Regions from separate parts of the Homo sapiens genome. Here all the other regions are linked to region 3. A link is a loop called in an ENCODE intact Hi-C map of the cell type or tissue named here. Cell type or tissue: heart right ventricle. All regions are shown on one strand.

Evidence for each region. A loop is a pair of places that touch in the nucleus more often than their neighbours do. Peaks named below come from ENCODE experiments on the same cell type or tissue, not always from the same donor. Only the 100,000 strongest peaks of a DNase experiment are listed, where the experiment ranks them.
Region 1: a loop joins it to region 3, with 2.0 times the contacts of the local background. A loop is called at or near these places in 19 of 110 quality-filtered maps.
Region 2: it touches region 3 in a loop (2.3-fold over the local background); 9 of 110 quality-filtered maps call a loop at or near these places.
Region 4: a loop joins it to region 3, with 2.3 times the contacts of the local background. A loop is called at or near these places in 30 of 110 quality-filtered maps.

The regions. Positions count from the first base shown.
Region 1 is chr11:43,692,446-43,697,445 of GRCh38, reverse strand. All of the region lies in intron 1 of HSD17B12 (hydroxysteroid 17-beta dehydrogenase 12), which reads right to left. Among named protein-coding and RNA genes, the nearest start is that of HSD17B12, 14 kb to the right of the region's middle. RefSeq lists an enhancer at 2,620-2,669. In heart right ventricle, no CTCF peak of the experiment used is centred here; no DNase peak of the experiment used is centred here.
Region 2 is chr11:43,831,958-43,836,957 of GRCh38, reverse strand. All of the region lies in intron 7 of HSD17B12 (hydroxysteroid 17-beta dehydrogenase 12), which reads right to left. LOC107984328 (a long non-coding RNA gene) reads left to right here and starts at 3,010. Exons shown (of 2, transcript XR_001748197.3): 1 at 3,010-3,348. In heart right ventricle, no CTCF peak of the experiment used is centred here; no DNase peak of the experiment used is centred here.
Region 3 is chr11:43,571,377-43,576,376 of GRCh38, reverse strand. The region is part of intron 2 of LOC124902807 (potassium/sodium hyperpolarization-activated cyclic nucleotide-gated channel 4-like); the gene reads left to right. It also overlaps a transcript of HSD17B12 not described here. Among named protein-coding and RNA genes, the nearest start is that of MIR670HG, 4.6 kb to the right of the region's middle. RefSeq lists an enhancer at 280-1,022. In heart right ventricle, a CTCF peak has its summit at 2,925 (motif pointing right); a DNase peak (open chromatin) is centred at 2,314; H3K4me3 peaks cover 1,619 bases; H3K27ac peaks cover 1,111 bases; H3K27me3 peaks cover 4,410 bases.
Region 4 is chr11:43,841,903-43,846,902 of GRCh38, reverse strand. The region is part of intron 9 of HSD17B12 (hydroxysteroid 17-beta dehydrogenase 12); the gene reads right to left. Among named protein-coding and RNA genes, the nearest start is that of ALKBH3, 36 kb to the left of the region's middle. In heart right ventricle, no CTCF peak of the experiment used is centred here; no DNase peak of the experiment used is centred here.

The DNA.
Region 1 (5,000 bases), 120 kb before region 3:
GATATTTAGAAAAGTACCTGGTACATGGTAAGCTTTTTAATAAACATTACATCTTATTACCATTATGAACATCATCATCTTCTACTTTTCTTCCACATCTTGGATTAAATGTTGCTTCTTCCAGAAAACCTTCCTTAAGCCCCTGAACCAGGTTAGTGCCCCCATAGCCGGCTCCTGTAACACTTTTTGGATCTGCTTATATAATGTCTGTGTCTTCTGCCAGACCAGCAGAGATAGAGACCATGGCTTTCTTTTTGTTTGTTTGTTTTATTTCAAGTTCTGGGATATGTGTGCAGAATGTGAAAGTTTCTTACATAAGTATACATGTGCCATGGTAGTTTGCTGTACCTATCAACACATCATCTAGGTTTTAAGCCACATATGCATTAGCTATTTGTCCTAATGCTTCCCCTCCCCCTTGCCTCCCACCCCCCGCAACAAGTCCTGGTGTGTGTTGTTCCCCTCTCTGTGTCCACGTGTTCTCATTGTTCAACTCTCACTTATGGGTGAGAACATGTGGTGTTTGGTCCTCTGTTCCTATGTTAGTTTGCTGAGGATGATGACTTCCAGTTTCATCCATGTCCCTGTAAAGGACATGATCTCATTCCTTTTTTGGTTGCATAGTATTCCATGGTGTGTATGTACCACATTTTCTTTATCCAGTCTGTCACTGATGGGCATTTGAGTTGGTTCCATGTCTTCGCTATTGTAAATAGTGCTGCATTCAACATATGTGTCCATGTGTCTTTATAGTAGAATGATTTATATTCCTTTGGGTATATACCTAGTAATGGGATTGCTCACATGGTATTTCTGGTTCTAGATCCTTGAGGAACTGCCACACTGTCTTCCACAATGGTTGAACTAATTTAGAGTCCCACTAACAGTGTAAAAGTGTTCCTATTTCTCCACAGCCTCACCAGCATCTATCGTTTCTTGACTTTTTAATAATCGCCATTCTGGCTGGCATGAGATGATATTCCACTGTGGTTTTGATTTGCATTTCTCTAAAGATCAGTGATGTTGCGCTTTTTTCATATGTTTCTTGGCCACATAAATGTCTTTTTGAGAAGTGTCTGTTCATATCCTTTGCCCACTTTTTGATGATTTTTTTTCTTATAAATTTGTTTAACTTGCTTGTAGATTCCGGATATCAGAACTTTGAGACCATGGCTTTCTTGCTCATCACTATATTCTCATACCCAGCACAGGGCCTAGCATATAATCACCACACAATGAATATTTATCTGCTCCATAAAAAAGAACAAGATCATGTCCTTTGCAGGAACATGGATGGAACTAGAGGCCATTATCTTTAACAAACTAATACAGGAACAGAAAACCAAATACCACATGTTCTCACTTATAAGTGGGAACTATAATAGATGATGAGAACATGGACACATAGAGGGAAACAACATACACATGGGCCTTTCGGAGGGTGGAAGGTGGGAGGAGGGAGAGGATCAGGAAAAATAATGGGTACTAGGCTTAATACCTCGGTGATGAAATAATATGTAAAACAAAATTCCATGACACAAATTTACCTATGTAACAAACGTTCACTTGCACCCCTGAACTTAAAATAAAAGTTAGAAATATATGTATTTATTTATTTATCTGCTGAAGGAATGACCCAATCTGACTGTTTAATTACTACAAAGGTCATCCAGATGGCCAACTAAAATCTAAATTTCTTCTGGTAGAACCTAAGCCCATTTTCCTCCTTCCTCATCATTTAAAAGGCTTAAAAAGAAGAAGAAGAAGAAGAAGACTAATTAGAACATCCTCTTCAGTCTATTGCCTCTTTAAGAATCATCATTAAAAGATATCATTTATATTAATTTCATAATAAAGATTTTTTTTTGAGACGAAGTTTTGCTCTTGTTGCCCAGGCGAGAGTGCAATGGTGCAATCTCAATTCATTGCAACCTCTGCCTCCCAGGTTCAAGTGATTCTCCTGCCTCAGCCTCCCAAGTAGCTGGGATTACAGGCGTGCACCACCACGCCCAGCTAATTTTGTATTTTTAGTAGAGACCGGTTTTCACCGTGTTGGTCAGGCTGGTCTCAAACTCCTGACCTCAAGTGATCCACCTGCCTCGGCCTCCGAAAATGCTGGGATTACATGTACGAGCCACCACGCCCGGCCAATAAAGATAATTTTTAAAAACCCATCTGGGCCGGACACGGTGGCTCACTATTATAAACCAAGCCCTGGTATTCAGAAGATATTTGGTTAAAAAGCCTGCATGGATAATCCACTGTTTTTTCTAGGGCTAGTCCAGTGTTTCCCAAAATGCATGATCTTTTGAGACAGAGTCTCACTCTGTCTCCCAGGCTCAAGCAATTCTCCTGCCTCGGCCTCCCAAATGGCTGGGATTACAGACATATGCCACCACTTGGGGCTAATTTTTGTATTTTCAGTAGAGATGGGGTTTCACCATCTCTACTAGACCAGGCCAGGCTGGTCTAGAGCTTCTTGACCTCAAGTGATCTGCCCACCTCAGCCACCCAAAGTGCTAGGGTTACAGGTGTCAGCCACCGTGCCTGGCCCCCAAAATGCATGACCTTAAGAATCATCTTATTTGTTAAAAATACATGGTCCCATGCTCTTTTCTTACAGATTTTTTTTCTGTAGGTCTGTAGTAAAGCCCTAGAATGTAACGTTAATGAGCACACTGGACTGATTCATATGATCCAGATGAATTTGAATACTGCCATGATATAAACAGACCTTTAACTTTTATGTTTCTTTTTTGAGACAGGGTCATGCTCTGTTACCCAGGCTGAAGTGCAGTGGTGCAATCATGGCTCACTGCACCCTCAATCTCCGGGGCTCAAACAATCCTCCCACCTCAGCCATCTGAGTAACTGGGACTACAGGCATGTACCACCATGCCTGGCTCATTTTTTTTCTTTTTTCTTTTTTTTTGCCCTGGCTGATCTGGAACTCCTGGGCTCAAGCAATCCTCCCACCTCAGCTTCCCAAAGTACTGGGATTACAGGCATGAGCCACCACACCTGGCCAACCTTTCACTTTGAAGCAACATTTGAGAAATTCTCCAACTTGTAAGCTCATGTGCAAGTATTCCAAATGGCCTTAAAATCACCCTTATTTAGCAGCTTTGGCAGTAAATTAGAAAGAACATGGAGCCTAGAGTCAGAAAACCTAGATTCAATTTCTTCTGCTACTTACTATCTGTGTAACCCTTATACCAGTCACTGCATCTCCATCTGGTCTTGGTATATTACATGGAAATAACAAAACCAACCCTAACCTGCCTCATAGGGTTGTTATGGAAATAATTCAAGAATACTTGAAAAGGGCTCTGTAAATTAAAATGTCACCATTACAGTAACATTTTATTAAATCAGCCTGCTCTAATTCAGAATGTGTGAATGTTGTTGTCTAGCCCAATGTGGCTTTTGTTTTCACGTTATCTGTAAGGAGATCATCGCCTCCTTACACATGACAGACAGTGATAGGCATTGGAACACACAGATAAGCAGTAGCTTCCTGTTCCACGGCAAAATTATAAGATTGGATGTGCAAGATCAGGGGAACCTGTCTACTGTATGAGTACTGCTTCTACAGGACTAGAGTCTCAGCTATCAGTAAAGCAAAGCTGACAATATTCCTACTGGAAGTTAGCTTGGTTATGAGCAGTTAATGCCAGTCATTACAGTAAAATCAATCTGAAGAAGTTTTCTCCAGACTAGGAATATTAAAGGATTTTTTTACACTGGTATTTAAATTTCTAAAAAATACTATATTCTTTTTTGGCCACCTTGAGGAACATATACTAAATGCAGTATTTCCTTGGGAATTAAGTGTCATCAACATAATCAGTAGTTTGGGATATAAGCACAGCTGAGACTCTGGGTAGGAGATATTGGATCAACTAACTTAGCTTGCACCACTATATACAATGAACAAGTGCCTCCTGGTCTTAACATCTATGTAGGGTGTACCAAGAGCATGGCATAATGGCATCCTTAAGGGCTAAAAAGGTACATATCATTTCTTTAAGAGTTTAGGCTCTTGTATAGAGAGGACTGTTTCTTGCCTCATACCAGTTTCAGGAATGTGTGATGATGTCCAGTTCTGCCAGCATCCTCATCACTATCACTAAATCACCTCTGCTTTTCCTCCTCACCACTTTCCTCTAATTCAACCCAGACAAATCTCTTCCACTTTGCTGTCAGAGCCTGCTGCTCATCGCTCCTATCGTTGCTTTTAATCAATCTACCACAGATGCATCCACCACTTCTGCCCTTTGCCACTGAACTGTCTGGCCTGGCCATTCTCTAACTGGATGCATAATCTTGGGCAAGTCATTACCTTTTCCAGCATGTATTTCCCTAATAATTGAAGTGAAGAGGTTGCTAACATCCCTTCCAGTTCTGCTATTCTATCATGATTCTCTTCTGCCTCCTGATTTTTTTCATTTTCTCAAGTTTTTTCACAAAATGGCTGACTAAACTTGTGTAAAAATTGTCAACCAACTGTAGTATTCATTTATTTCCATGAAGCAAATAAACTATATACTCAATGCTCTATGGTTAACTTTATAGCAGTTTCTGGTTCTATATGCTTACTATTCAATGTATTTACTATCAAAGAGATTTTCCAGGGAATTTGGTCCAGAGTCTTCAACAATTCAAAAAGAATGGTAGTTCCAGAAGGTATGGACTTATTTTATCACAATTTCAAAATTAAAAACTACATTTTGGTCAACACACTCTAGAATTTAATTTTTCACGAATTAGTCTTACCAATAAGCCTTACCAATTAGCAAGGTGTTACTAAAACTTTAATTGGAGAAATCTTTCTTACTAAAGGAAAATCTACTCACAACAATTTTGTAAAGATTTGGGAAAGAATAATAAATATACTACCAAATTTATATTTAATGTTTATTAAATATGGCAGAGTGTTCAGTTCCCTGTAACTCCCTGTAATTTCCTGATACCACAGATGAAGAAAGGTTAGCCTGTTA
Region 2 (5,000 bases), 260 kb before region 3:
TTAGGAGGGTTTTGAATAAAGTTGGAAATAAGTAGTCAATGGGTTAATTATATCATTCTGGTATTTTTTGTCTGTGTCTTCCTCAGAAGCAGAAAAGTCTTTTCTTTTTAAATTTTAAGGTAAGAATTTGTATCAGGAGTTAGAACCCAACAATTCGAACATAAAAACTGGTAAATTAGCAATGAATATCTAGTCCTTTCATTTTATCTATATTTCTGAGAAATTCCTTTGATGAAAATAGAAAAACCACTTTTGTTACAGGAGATTTTTAATTTAGTATTAATTTGTAATATTTAAAATATCTTTATCTTTTTTGGGGTATTGATAATGTTCAAAAATTAGACTGTGGTGATAGTTGCACAGCTCTGTGAATACCCTAAAAACCATTAAAGTGTATACTTTAATGGGTAGATTGTTCAGTATGTGAAATTTATCTCAACAAATCTATGAAAAGAGAGAGAAAAATATTTATGACATATTGGAATGTATCACCTTTAAACTGGGAGCAGATCCCAATCAAGTGAAAACTAAGAGAGCTATTGTATCGTATGCAACACAATATGCTTTCTAAGAAGTAACCCTCAATCTTGACAAGTCAACCCTTCTCCTGCATCCTAAGCATCCTTGTAGGTATGGGTAGTGTTTTATTTTAACCTTTTCTCACATAACTGGGAACAGCTATGTCCAAACTCATTCACAGCAAGTGAAGACACAACTAGTTTGAAGTAGATGCAGAAAAATGAGGCTTTCCACTGAAGCTGCAGCCTATCACTGCTTGGCCTAACAGCTGGATTAAATGCTCCATTATACTCAAGTTAGCTGGGGTTGTTATATGTGCCCTTGAACAGAAACCTTACATTTTAAATTTCATTTCTCGCTAACAAAATGCAATTTAAAAATCTGTAAAAGGTAAAATTTAACATTATCAAGTGCACTTTAAAAATTAAATCTTGACCTGATCAAAACAGACCCTTAAAACTTCACTCACCAAAGCAATGATCTAAGTACAGGAAAAGTCATTTAAAGATAATAAAAGTTCCTTTCCCATATTAAAATACAATACAGATCAATTATCCAATGTCACATTCATGCAGTCATCCTCCCTTACTTGTTTGCTCCTTAAGGCAACTAAGATTTTGTTTCTCAAGTATTCTAATCCTATTGAAAACTTCTAGGAGGTGGAGTTGCTTTGAATTAGTGAAAAGTCAGAGTTTGAGGGTACTTCATACAAAATACAGTATTTGCATGCTAAAACACATGAAAACAAATCTAAGACTAATAAATGATAAAGCAAGAATGCACTCGACCTAAGTAAATAAAAGAGTAGCATTTAAAATTGTACCAAAGTGACAGTAGAGAAAATAGCCCTTCTACAAATCTCTGTCCTACCATTAAGCTCACATATTTGTCTAACAAAAACCTTCCTCCCACACCCACACACACAACAGTGTAAAACTCTCTCGCTCTTTCTTTCCAAAGGCAATAATATTCAACTTAGTTCTGTCTGAATCACAGCTAATATACTGGTGTAGCCTGCCTCAATCTTTGTACTGTATACAGTATCTGTTCTCTATGTAGAAACGGGGCTGAGCATTTGGGACTGCAAGGCACAAAAGACTCGCCCTTTAAATCAACCGTGTTGTCTAGCTCTAATCCTCCATCTAAGCAGAATTAGTGACGTCAAACCAGTTTCCATGGCACAGCCAGACTCATGACAACTCTGTTATATCAAGCAGAAGGACAAAATGGGCTGCGCTTAATTGCACACAGAAACAAACATGAAACTAAACCCTGGTTAATCTCTCATTTTCTGGGGACTCGGGAACAATTCTAAGATTGGAAGGTACATTAAGAATTTTTGCTGAAGTTCTATAATGAAGACTCATGTTGCTCATACTTCAGCGCATTTTCTAGTTTGTTATGACAAATATCCAAATAAACAAGTCAAGCAATGTTTTCTGTAATGCAACATTCTTAATTCATTATACTGCTTACTTGCTAACAGCCACACAATGCTGTCTCAGTGGTACAAATTACTGAGGATCTACTAGAACTAAAATGTTGCGAAAAAACCCAAAGCAGAAAACACCAATTGCTGACAGGAAAGTACCTTTTCATATAAACATATTCTCTTTAATTACTAGTCCTCCCACAAGCCAGACATTAAATTCGCCCAACTCTATAAAACTCAGTCCCTCACACTTACAGCTTCCTATAGATATGCTCTCTCATGGAATTCCCTCAGACCTGTGAAATTCCCAATAAGACTCCCTTAATTGTCACCTGGATTAAAAAAAAATTGCCAAGCCTTTATTTTATAAGTGCTTTAATATTCTATCAGACTGTTGTGGTATCCTTGTCCACACCTCTATAAAAATTCTACTGTCATAGAGGACGTAATAGGTCTCCTTTGAAGTAAGTCACTGTTTTCTACCTTCCTTAGAAACCTCATCACTGTCCCACAGTGCAGGTGGGAAGAGAGACCTGCTGCTATGAGGAACCGGAACTGCAGGGTTAATCCTAGTGGGGACTGCTAACTGCATACAGAATTTGATTGTAGCCAAGGAAGAATGTACAAAAAAAAAAAAATTCCATCCCAATTCTTCACATTTCCACTTCATATCAAGGAGTACAAAAGCAGGCTCTTGAGGGGGAGGGTTGTCATTATATATATATATTAAAGCTTAAATATAATACTGAAATTGGCACAGACAGTTCTGTAACAGATGCTCACGAAGACTGAGAAACCTATAAAAATAGAGATCTATGTCAAAAAGAATCTTAGAACATAGGGGTCAGGTGTATAATTAGAACCAGCAATCCAAATACTTACATTGTACAAATATTGCTTTGTGGAAGAAAGTTTGCAAACATTCAGCACATGAAAGAGAATTACTTGCCCTAAAACACCATAACATGTCATAATTCCACCTTAAGCAATACAGTTATGAAAGGGGCTATTTTTAGCTTTCCCATGGTTGTTATGGCAACCACCTCCTGGCTCCAGCTGTACACAATGTTTATAATTCCAGGGAAGTGAAAAGAGCAACTTTCCTCTATAATGTAATTATGTACTTTCTACATCTATGGTAACAATACCTTAGTTTGATTATAGGTATTTGTTTAGCGATAGTCAGTTGGCCCTAGGCTATAGTTCTAGAGGGTTTGGAAAATCTCCCACATCAGAGGTGGAAGCAGTGGAAGGAAAACAACAACAAAGGATCATGATAAAGGACTCTGCTGTTACTCAATGGAGATACTAATGCTATGGAAACCAGCCATAGGAAATAAGCCATTTGGGGATGGTGTAAAGAGCAGGCTATAATGAAACCACTTATAATATGTAAGGTAAGAATGCTTTCAATATGATCTGCTAACTTGGAATTTTTCTCTCCTCTTTGGGCATACAGCTAATATTTCTGGCCTTCTGTGCAGTAGTTGTAGCCTGTGACTGAGTTCTGCACAATGAAATGTGGGCAGAAGTGAAACTTCCCTTAAAACCATCTTTACTCTCTTGTCTTTCATCTGTCAGCTGGATGCAGAGAACTCCAAGACCCTAGAAAATGATGACGCCCCTAGATGGAAGGAGCCTCAGATCCTGAATGACGGGTAGAGAGGGGAGGGAAAAGTAAACCTTTATGTGTTAAGCCACTGAGATTTGGGAGTGGCATGTTTCAGCAGGTAGCTTACCTTGACTGACACATCTAGTAACTAAGTTCTTTAATTCAAGTAGACATAGACGTTCCTTTTCCTAACCAAAAGTATTGATTCATAACATCCACATATATTTCTCACTAGCTCTTAAGACGTATCAAAATGGTAATGTGGTGTCAGGTTCAGTCATAGCTTCTGAAAACTTCCCACCATTTCTCAACCTCAGTTTAAAATCAACTTGATCTTTCCTTTTTTTTTTTTTTTTTTTTTTGAGACAGGGTCTCGCTCTGTTGCCCAGGCTGGAGTGCAGTGGCACTATCTTGGCTCACTGCGACCAATGCCTCCCAGGGTTCAAGTGATTCTTGTGCCTAAGCCACCTGAGTAGCTGGGATTATAGCTGTGTGCCACCACGCCCAGCTAATGTTTTTGTACTTTTAGTAGAGATGAGGTCTTGCCATGTTGACCAGGCTGGTCTTGAATTCCTGGCCTCAAGTGATTCACCCACCTCAGCCTCCCAAAGTGCTGGGATTATAGGCGTGAACCACTGCGCCCAGCTTCAACTTGATTTCTTAAAAGGCAAGGATCCAACTCATCCTTGAGACGCTTGACTAAATGAATGCCTATTGAATGGATGGACTCTCCTTTTTTGCATTGCCTTTATGTAATGCTCCAGCTGTGATCATGGCTGTCAGGTCTACAGAGATAGCAGTGAAGTTCCCAGCTTCTTGGTTTTGTATTATTTACTAACTGTATAGCTTCATAGCACTCCATCTCTTTGGGCCTCTATTTTTTCATCTGTCAAAGGAGGGAAGTTACTGTCAATTAATTTAATGCACTGGATTTCTGTGACTCTTTGACTCTAAGACTTTATGCTGTAAAATGATTTTGCAACCATTATCTCTTTTGATATGGTTTTCATCAACATAATTAAAAATTCCTTTTACAATACCTCTGTGGTTTATAAGTGTTTCTTTTTTAATGGATAGATTTACTATTCTGAACCAATACCATGTTACCTGCAGATGTCAAAACTAGGATTAAGGTGATGGCCCAAATTTAATCCCTCCTGGGTTCTACTTTGCCCCAACTCTACCATCTTCTAGGGTTCTGGTCTGGTCTAACCACTGCCATTTATATATCTGACCATCAGGGGTCCACTCCCACTGGCACCTAACAATAGGCAGTTTGAAGATTTTAAAGGGAAGTGTTACTAAAATAAAACAATTAAAATACACAAAATAGTGTATATAAAATGGGATTACAAGGAGCTTTGCTGAGAAACTGTTTCTTAACTAGTCCCTGTAGATGCTCAACAAATGGATTCCTAACCTCAGTTTCCTCATCTG
Region 3 (5,000 bases):
ACTGAAAAAACCTCCACACACAAAGGCATTTCGCTGGAACCTTACTTCCAAAACATTAAATGTGCATTAAACGCCCCCTCCTCACTTTTTTTTCCTGCACCACCAGACTCACTTGCATAACTGCAGAAAATGTTTTTCAAATCAGAAAAATACCCAAATATTTCTTATATTCTCCCTCCCTCCCGTTAACTCCCATCTGTCTCTGCCTGTTGCAAGCTCCTCGCAGTCTCCCCGAGCAGAAGGCGTTGGAGTGGTTGTATTCTTAGAGCTGCATGTCTCCATTGATCAGATTCCCTACATGCTGAGGAAAGTAGGGGGTGGGGGGGCATAGCCCCTTCCCCAGAGGAGCTTCCCAGGAGAGCTCTAGAAGCGATTGCTATCCACGATGGAGATTCCCAGATGAGGAAAAAAAAAATCATCCATACCCTTCCCACGTTTCCCACCCACGCTCTGCAAAATCGCGTTGTGTTTGCAACACACCGCCTTTGGAAATGTATATTTTGAAAGCTGCATATGTGTGTCTGTGTGTGTGTTTTGCGTTCTAGTAATTCACTACGAGGGGGCTGGAGAAAATAGACTCATGAAGGCAGCGCGGAGCAGCCGCCTTGAGTCTCCTTTGCCAGCCTGCGTCAGTCATCAGCTACTGACGTCACGTGCAGATTCTCCTCTTTGGTGGGTCTGGTTCAGCTGAGAAGACGCTTCTGCTCGGAGACAGCGCTTTGTGTTCCACGCAGCCACTGAGCAGGCGAGGCGGCCGAGGCGGGCGCCACCCCAGGCTTGGGCTGGGCAGCTGCAGAGCAGGCTGCAGCCTAGTCTGCACCGGGCAAGCGGGGCCCCGAGGGGCGTGCCCAGCAGGACAGCCCCCTCCCCAAACTCTCCCAAGACGCCCAATGCAAACTCGGCCGTGCACACGCTCCCGCGCGCGTCCTTTCCCCGCCCTTTCTCATCTGGTCACTGTAGCATAGACAGCTATGGCTGTAACTCGGATTAATTCTGTGTGTTTGTCGGGCAGATAGCCCCGGCTCCTCGAGTGACGCAAATAACAGATTCTAAGGCTCCCGCTCTCTCCCTCCTGCTCTCTTTTTCTCCCTCCTTTTCCCTCTTCTGTTTCCTGCGCCCACGCATCCTGCCTGGTCTCCCACGGAATCAGCCAGTTATACAGCTTCCCAGAGAGCAATGATCCGAGTTACAGAGAGACGGACAGACTCCCAGAGCAGAAACAAATAAGCCTGCAATTAAATACACACATGCACACAACCCTTTGCAAATGGCCAGCAGCCATTTAGGGGCTCCCCTGTGTGGGGGAAAGGGGAGCTGATTCACAAATCCACCGCCCTCGAAGGCGTCAGTTCTGGCGGTGGGGAGCGCCCAGAGGGGAGTGTCCGGCTTGCTACTGCGGCTTTCCCCTCTGCTCTCCACCCGAAGAGGAAACTCACCTCTATAAATACCCAGATAGCAGGGTATTCTGGAATAAATAACTTTTGTTGAATGGTAGGAGGAGGAGAAAATTCAACAAAGACTGCAAATGCTTAGTCTCCAGCGACATTATCAGGACTTTTTAAGGCGAGGTGACGTTTACCCTTTCTCCCTCTCAAAGACCAGGATATCTTTTTTCTGCTTAAAATAATGTCCCTGAAAAATGAGCTCAATGGATTAGTGCTATTTTTAAACCAATCTGAATGGAGCTTGCTTCCTAAGGGTGAGGAAGGGTGTGCATGTGTGTGTGGATGTGTGTGTCTCAGGGTGTGTGGGGTGTGTCTGAATCTGAGGTTTTCAGCAGAAGAAATGCCACACCTCAGCATGACAAAGGGTTTCTTGATTGATGAGTGATGGAGGTGGGGAGAATTCTTGCAGATTGGAAGATCTGAACAAAACCACATGCACACAAATCACCCTCCTTAAATGCACACATATCCTAGATCCACTTGGATAACTTCTGCCCTGAGAGGGGGAAAACCAGAAAGCAGAGAGCTATTTACAATCATGGCTGGAGGAATGGCTGATCTTCTTTCTTAACCCTAATTATCGACCTTCCCTGCAATGGTTTCCTTTGATGCCAGTAAACACTTTTCCAGAGGTTATCACTTGGATTTGGGGCACAAGGCCTGGGAGAGAATGATCATGGGCCTCAGCTGTGTCATCTCCCTTTTCAGGATCTCCTACTCTTTGTAACTTGCCTGAGAGATTTGGGGTTAAGCTTAGCCCATCCACTACCCTCAATTCCTGTCTGTGGCTTTAGCTGTGCCTACTAAAGGGAGACAGAGGACGTCTGCTGTGTATGGAGGACACCCTCTGGCAGCCCATCAGCAGCTGTTTATTTTTAGCTCACGATTGCATACATGCATGCATGTGAGAATGTTGCTGCAGTTGGGAGGTGTGCAGTCAGGAGAAATATCAATGAGAGGGAGGCGGCCCTGGTTCTTGCACTGAAGATGACTTATCACATGGGGTCATCAAATGTGGCCAGATGGACAGGAGACGCCGGCAGTGTTTCAATAAAGTCTCCTTGGATTAATGAAAATGTCAGGCTAAACATGTTTTTAAAGGCACAGAGTAGGTATGTTTTTAGATATGAAATTAGGTATGTGTAAGCATAAATTCATGTGTGTGGGCACATTCACAGAAGCCACATGGTTTCTGTTTGGACTATTGAAACTATACAGAGCAGGGCACTTTAGAATGTAACTGCTTTCTATGCTGTATATAGTGGCTGAGTGTTATTGTGTCTGATGTTGAGATCAAGACAGATTCATTTAAAATCACTTAACAACTTTTAAGCAAACCCAGAATCTAGTCCTAACAAGTAAGGTAGCGTTGGAAATGGAAGAAATGCACATCAGAACTTTAAGGGCAGCAGCCAAAATTATGCTGGTGTAACGCCGGCTTCCTGGTGGATTCAATGTCTTTGCTCCTCCCTCCCAGAAGAGGGCGCCTCTCTGCCTTGTTTCTGTCTTGCTCCAGTAATCAAGACAGAGAGGGGCTTGGAAGCTCCGCAGAAACATCTGCAGAAAGTTAGACCTCCATAGCTAGCATCTCCATTTCCCCTACTCCTCAGTCAGGTCCTTTGGAGGATGTCTGGGCTGGAGCTGGTGAAATTGGCTTCCCGAGCTGTCTCATCATCCTGTACTAAGGGCTGTGGTGCCCAATTCCTGTCTGAGCAGTCAAGCTAAAGACCCTGCAAATGAATAGACTGATGTGGAACCTGTCCAAGGTGAAAACCGCCTTCTGCATTGCCAGCTCATTCCAGAGCATCCCAAGCATGAGGAGGACTCGTTCCCCCAATGCTCCCCCAGAGGGCTTGTGGGAGTAGGCTGCTTATCACGAAGCCCTTGAAAAGAACTGAGTCTCCTCTCTTTCAGGGTGAGCGAAGCCCAGAAACTCCTGCCTGCGTCGACTGTCTCCTCCCCAAGCACCACGAAAAATGCCAGTAGGTAATGTACTGGATTTGGAGAAGGAAAAACAGTCCAGCTCCCATGATATCAACCAAGGGAAGTCCCTCAGGGAGGAAGTCTAGGAAAAGGATTCCTCTTTTCCTAAAGGTGTCTTCATCAGGGAGCAGAACTATTTTGGCCTAAGGAAAAGAGGGAGAGAGAAGAAACCAATAGTTTTTCAGCTTCAACTATATGCCAGACACTGTGCCGGACACTTTTACATAAGAAGCTTTATTTAATCCTTAAGGCAATTCTCTAGGTGTCATTATGATAATGGTACCTACCCCTTAGGCTTGTTGAGCATAGAAATCACTCCCAAAACAGTTATTATTTTTCCCATTTGAAAGCTAGGGAAATGGAGACCATAACGTTTAAACAGCTTGTCTAAAAGTCTTAGAACTTGAAGTTACAAAACTAAGGATCAGATCAAATTCATATCTGTATGGCTCCAATACTCATGCCACATCACTCCATCATGTTGCCTCGATTCCAACCTCTGATCTTTAATATTCCAGGTCTATCCCCCAACATGTGGAGTTGGAGGTGTCTGGGACTTTCTCAGACATTTTCTGAATAACGAGACTGATCTATTCCTCCTAAGAAGCCTGTTAGCGAATAGATGCCCCCTGAATAAGGCTCTCTGCCTGTGAGAAGAGACCCCTCCATCCTATTTCAAGGAAAGCCCTAGCTGGTTTAGCCTCATCCAAAACTCAAGGGATTTGCCTGAAACCAACCAGTTTGTGGTGGAGATGCAGTGAACTTGACATTCATTCAGGCTGCTGCATCCAAGCATGCTTCCACTCACACCGAGGATGCCCCTGAGATGGTCCAGGGAAGAATTAGGAACTCCCTGGTCCAGTCTTCCAAGAAACCTTTCCTAAAGTAAGAACAGCAGAAAGTCTACATGCACCTTGAGTTAGCTAGTCATCCTAGTCCTCCGTCGCTCCTTCAGAAACTAGCATCTCTGATTATTTTTCTGATTCTGAAAACTTTATAGGCTGAGCCATTAGCACGGTGGGGGTAGATAGGCCACAGCATGCATAATTCAGGCTATTTCAAGATCCCCTCCCCTTGTTAAATACACATTTTCATCACTTACCCTGATCAAGAAGTATATTCGGTCTTGGAAAGCACTTCTTAGAAGCCAGCATATTTGGAGATTTGAGGGTGAAAGTTTTAAGGACCACTGGATGCTGGAGGAAAGTGACTGTAATTCCACCCCTTCCCCCTTTTTTTTTGGTTGCCATCAACAACTCAAAATAGTCTCAACAGTCTATTCACCTGAAAGTAACATTGTTCAACTTCAGAACAGTTGAGACAATATCTGCTTTTCGCACAACCCCATTATCGATGGGCAAACTCAAATGCCCTCCTCTCAGCCATTCTAACTGCTGGACACCTTGGAGAACCAGATGATAGGTTTTCCCATGCCTTGCTGATAAAAGGCACATTGGAGAGAATGAGAACCTAGAGAGTCACTCAGGAATACCTAGAGTTGGTTTCATGGTGAGGATCTCAGCAAAGACAGGGGAGCTAAAGCAAGCACATGATAGGGGGCTGAGGCTGGGG
Region 4 (5,000 bases), 270 kb before region 3:
CTTGACTGAAGACATGTGGAACATGATATATACCTCCAGTTTTGGACTTACTGTGGGTGTAATGTGTTTAAATATTTGTCTTTTGTGTGTGTGTGCCTTCAGCACAGGGACTGGGTCTTATTTACCTTTGTTTCCTAGATGTCTAGCCAAGGGTCTAATAAATAGCAGGCAGGAGCTGTTTGATAAACTAAATTGACTTTAAGCAAGTTTCAGGACTCCTCTTTATTTTTATTTTTTTGAGACAAAGTCTTGTTCTGTTGCCCAGGCTAGTATGCAGGGGTGTGATCTCAGCTCACAGCAACCTCTGCCTCCCAGGTTAAAACCATTTTCATGCCTCAGCCCCCTACAGTAGCTGGGTTTATAGGCATGCACCACCACACCTGGCTAATTTTTGTATTTTTAGGAGAGACGGGATTTCGCCATGTTGGCCAGGCTGGCCTTGAACTCCTGACCTCAAGTGATCTGCCTGCCTCAGCCTCCCAAAGTGCTGGGATTACAGGTGTGAGCCACCGTGCCCAGCACAGGGCTCCTGTTGATCCTGTTTCCTATTTGTAAAATGGGACTAGGTTAATATCTATGTAAAATGAGTTGACAAATGAGGTGAAAACTTGGGCATATTGTAGATATCCAATGAATATAAGTCTCTTTCCTCTCTTCTTCACCCTTATATATCATTTCCCAGCTTGGAGTGCTTTTATCTCACATCACTTATCCCACTTGCCAGAAGGGGAGATTAAGGCATAAAGTAATGAAGCAACTTTCTGTAGGTCAGATGATCACCGGATGTTGAAGGCAGAACTCAAACCTTGGTCTGCTGACTCCAAGCTCAGTGTCCTTTCCTCTCTGCCTCAAGGCACACCGATGACCAATGCAGTTTTCATAAAACCACAGCCTGGACTGAGGACACTGTGACCATGCTTTAGCTGTGACTTTTCATTTTGAAATGACGAAATATCCAGGCAGGGCTTCAGGAATTCTTTAGCATCAAAAATCTCTTTATGAGGCAGGTTTGTGAAGAAACATCACTGATGCTACATCTAGGGGAAATTTTGATAAGGGCCAAAATATTTGCACAGTTTTAGGGTCTCCCCACAGTTGCTTGTTAGTGCAAGGGAAATAATAGTAATTATATGGCAGAGAAGTTGGGTAACACCTAGAGTGGGGGATCAGAAACATCGCCACCAATGAAGAGCAGATGGATCTTCTGTGTCTCCCCACGTGAGGCCCTGACGACACAACATCACATACATATGTGATATTTTGGCCCGGAAAGCATAATCCGAATCTCACTTTTGGGTTTCTCTAAGGAAGCATCAAAGAAACCCCAAATGAGGAATGTATAATTAAAAAGGAGGAATACTGTACTCTTAAAAAATGTCACTGTCATGAAACACAAAGGTTTTAGATATATCCCAGGTTAAAGGAAATAAAAGAGACAGGACAACTAAATATGACACCTGATCCTAGATTGCATTCTTTAGTGGAGGAAGAGGAGAGGATAAAGAATATTGTAAGATCAAAAATTGGGCACAAATAATACATTAGATAAAATTATTGTATCACTGTTAAATCTGAGTTGATACGGGTATTGTGGTTACATATGAGAATATCCTTATTCTGGTTGGGTGTGGTGGCTCACGCCTGTAATCTCAGCACTTTGGGAAGCCAATGCGGGAGAATTACTTGAGCTCAGGAGTTTGAGACCAGCCTAGGTGACAAAGTGAGACCCTGTCTCAACAAAAAATGCTAGGCTTGGTGGCATGTGCCTGCGGTCCTAGCCACACAGGAGGCTGAGGTGGGAGGATCACTTGAGCCTGGGAGGTCAAGGCTCTAGTGAGCCATGATAGCTCCACTACACTCCAGCCTGGGTGACAGAGTGAGAACCTGTCTTCAAACAACAAACAAACAAACAAACAAACAACCCCTTATTTTTCAGAAGTACACACTCAAGAATTTAGAATTGAAGGACCATAATGTTTGCACTTACTCTCCAATGATAAGACAAATGCGGTAAAATGTTAACAGTAAGAAATCTAAGCAAAGGGTATCAGAGTATTGTCTGCACTATTTTTATTCTTGTAACTTTTCTGTAGACTTGAAATTATTTCCAAATAATTTTTTTAAAAACAGAAGGCTTATGAAAATTTTGCAGAATAAGAGTTCAAGAGGTATAGTTTTAGGATTTAGTCTTAGTCTTAGCTACTTCCTGCTTGCTCAGTATTAACTGCTAGTCAGTACAGGGTAGACAGAAGGAGCCCAGGGCTAGGGCCCACTACCTAGCCAGTCAAATTACTTATAATAATTTTGCCTTTTGAAAGACACAAGTGTCTTTTTTTTTTTTTGACTGGACTTTAATTATAAGGTAATGAGAACAAACAGTCCTCATCAACAGACTACACTTATGATAAGGTTTCCTTGAGAATGTGCTTCTCATCCTCTGTTCAAAATCAAATAGTCTCTCAGGCCCATCATTCACCTCCAGGGCATTTACATCACTTGTTGTTGTTACTGTGTTTTTGCATTCCCAGGAAATGATTATATAATGGCAAATCTGAATTCTTGAAGGCAATTTTAAATGATCTTATAAAATTATAGGAAAGAAGTTAAGAAGTTGAGGGAAAGATGGGGAGAGAAATGCAAAAGAAAAATATTAAGAAGTAATCTGAAACAATCTAGAATTTGAACAATATACCCTCTTCCTTCCCCAAAAGAGCAATCTGATGTACATTCACACGGAGGTAGACCTAAAAAGATAGCATTCTTTGCAAGGCTTAGAAAAAAATGGAAACATGGCCACATAGCATTAGTCTAGAAGCCATTCAGATAAAGAGGCTGAAAATTCAAGGCCAGGAGCATATGGGAGCAATAGAAGAAGCTCAAAAAGCCATCAAAACAGATGCCTGTGTACCACAAAGCTTGACCATGCACAACCAGAGTTTTCTGTGATGCCATGGAAAAGGTGGGTCTCCCGTTTACCACAAACAACAAGTGCCGCCAGCAACACAGAGACAAATAAGATAAAAAGCCCTGTTCTCGAGAATACATGGAAGTGGGGAGACAGGGAAGGGCCAGACAGTAGCAGGCAGAGGTATACAAGGAGCTCCAACGAGAGCCCAAAGAAAGGCCTAACCAAATGTGCCAAGGAGCTGAGAGAAGGCTTTCCAGGGCAGGGGAACTGTGGCCCAAGCCTTGAGAGAGGGACAGCAGCCATAGGGTTCAGGTGCAAATAGGGCTGGGAGGAGATACAGTGAGAAGAACTGGAGAGGAGTTGGGGAAAGGATGCCAACAGAGGAGCCAGTCATGGGCACTTCAGAGGGCAGAGCATGTACTAGACACTGGGATGTCCACTCTGGCCTGAACGTCGGGGAGGACAATGGAGTGGCAAGAAAGGAGATGGCCTTGTGGAGTTCGAATTTAATCCTAAACCTTATGGGCAGCCACTGGAGGACTAGGAAGGAAAGCAACATTATCTGATTTGTATTTTAATAAGATCACCCAGGAAACATGTGTGGGCTGGAGTACGAGGCAGAATCAGCTGATAAATACTCCTAGTCCAAAAAATTTGTGGGCATAAACACCGCCAAAGAAAAACCAATCATTTTTAACTCTGAGCTTCATTTAGACTACATTTTTTTTGCCCCTTTGATCAGAATTAATAAGAGGTTCTCTTTCTATTCTACTTCAACATTCTGATGTATTCACACAGAATGACGACTGTGCTTTCCCTCACAAACATTTGAGTCTTTATTTTTTCATCAAATTCATTCAAAGTTTAAACCTTGAATGAATTCATATGACAAAACACAATGACAGATGAAATGACAGTTTATACTTCATTATTAGGGAAAAACAAAAGTTTATCAAAATAAAATATTTCAGAAGACAAATGCTAATGTGTTTTTACAGTAGCTTCTAGTCACACCAGATTACTAGGTGGAAAATCTGGAGAAAAGATCTTTGAGGGAAACAAGTTGTGAGAATGAGAGAGGAGACAGTCTTGCTTATTAACGGAATTTTAGAAATTGATTGTCTGTTCACAAGGCCTAATGCTACCTTCTGTCACTGAGACACTTACAGCTTCTGGTCACTCTGCTTATAGTCAATCACCAATGGACCTTTTTAGGATTCCTGCCTAGTCGCAATAGGTGTTTACAAACTATTCAGTTAATAGTGTAATTACAATTAGATTCATCAGAAAGAAAATGGTATACCATTGCCTGGCATGTGATACCTTCCCATGAATACCTTCTCATGGAATGTAATAGCTTCTCAAGAACATTTTACTGGTGTCCTTGTTACTAAAATACAACATATTCTACATAGAACATTCGCATTACTAACATTAAAATGACTGGTGTCAAGGAAAGGGGAAAAAGAGAGTACAGTAATTTAGTATAAAATCCAGGATTCTAGAACACATGTCCTTCCGAATGAAACCTATACATATGGGAAGCTGCAAGTCAGAAATAACACCAAGTGGCTATGACATCTAAGCTTCCCTTGGATGAAAGCTCAGGTCGGGGTTTAGAGGAAGCAGGCTCTTAGATGATCCTGGAAGATGAGGAAACAGTCATCCCCCCTTCCTTTCATTACCATTCTATCTCACAGTAGGTGACTTAGCTCCCACCAGTATCTACTCAATAAAAAGGTTTAGAAGCTACATCTACATGACATTTACACCCATCTTGATGCTCTACAGGCATAAAGGAGGAAATGGAACTAACCAACCACCTTCTGGTTCCATCACTCCCTGAGCACAGATGGATCCAGTAAGTGTTCAATGTTGACTTACAGGCCTGGAGCAAGTAGCCTAGTGGTTAAGAACAAAGGCTTTAGTGCCAAACAGACCCAGATTTGAGTCCCAGTTCAACATGGGCAAGTGGCTTACCCTCTCTAAGCCCCAATTTCTGCAATTAAAAATAATAATAATCATCATCACACCATTGTATGAGATTGTTATGAGATGCAGTGAAATGATACATATTAAAGTGTTTAGCACT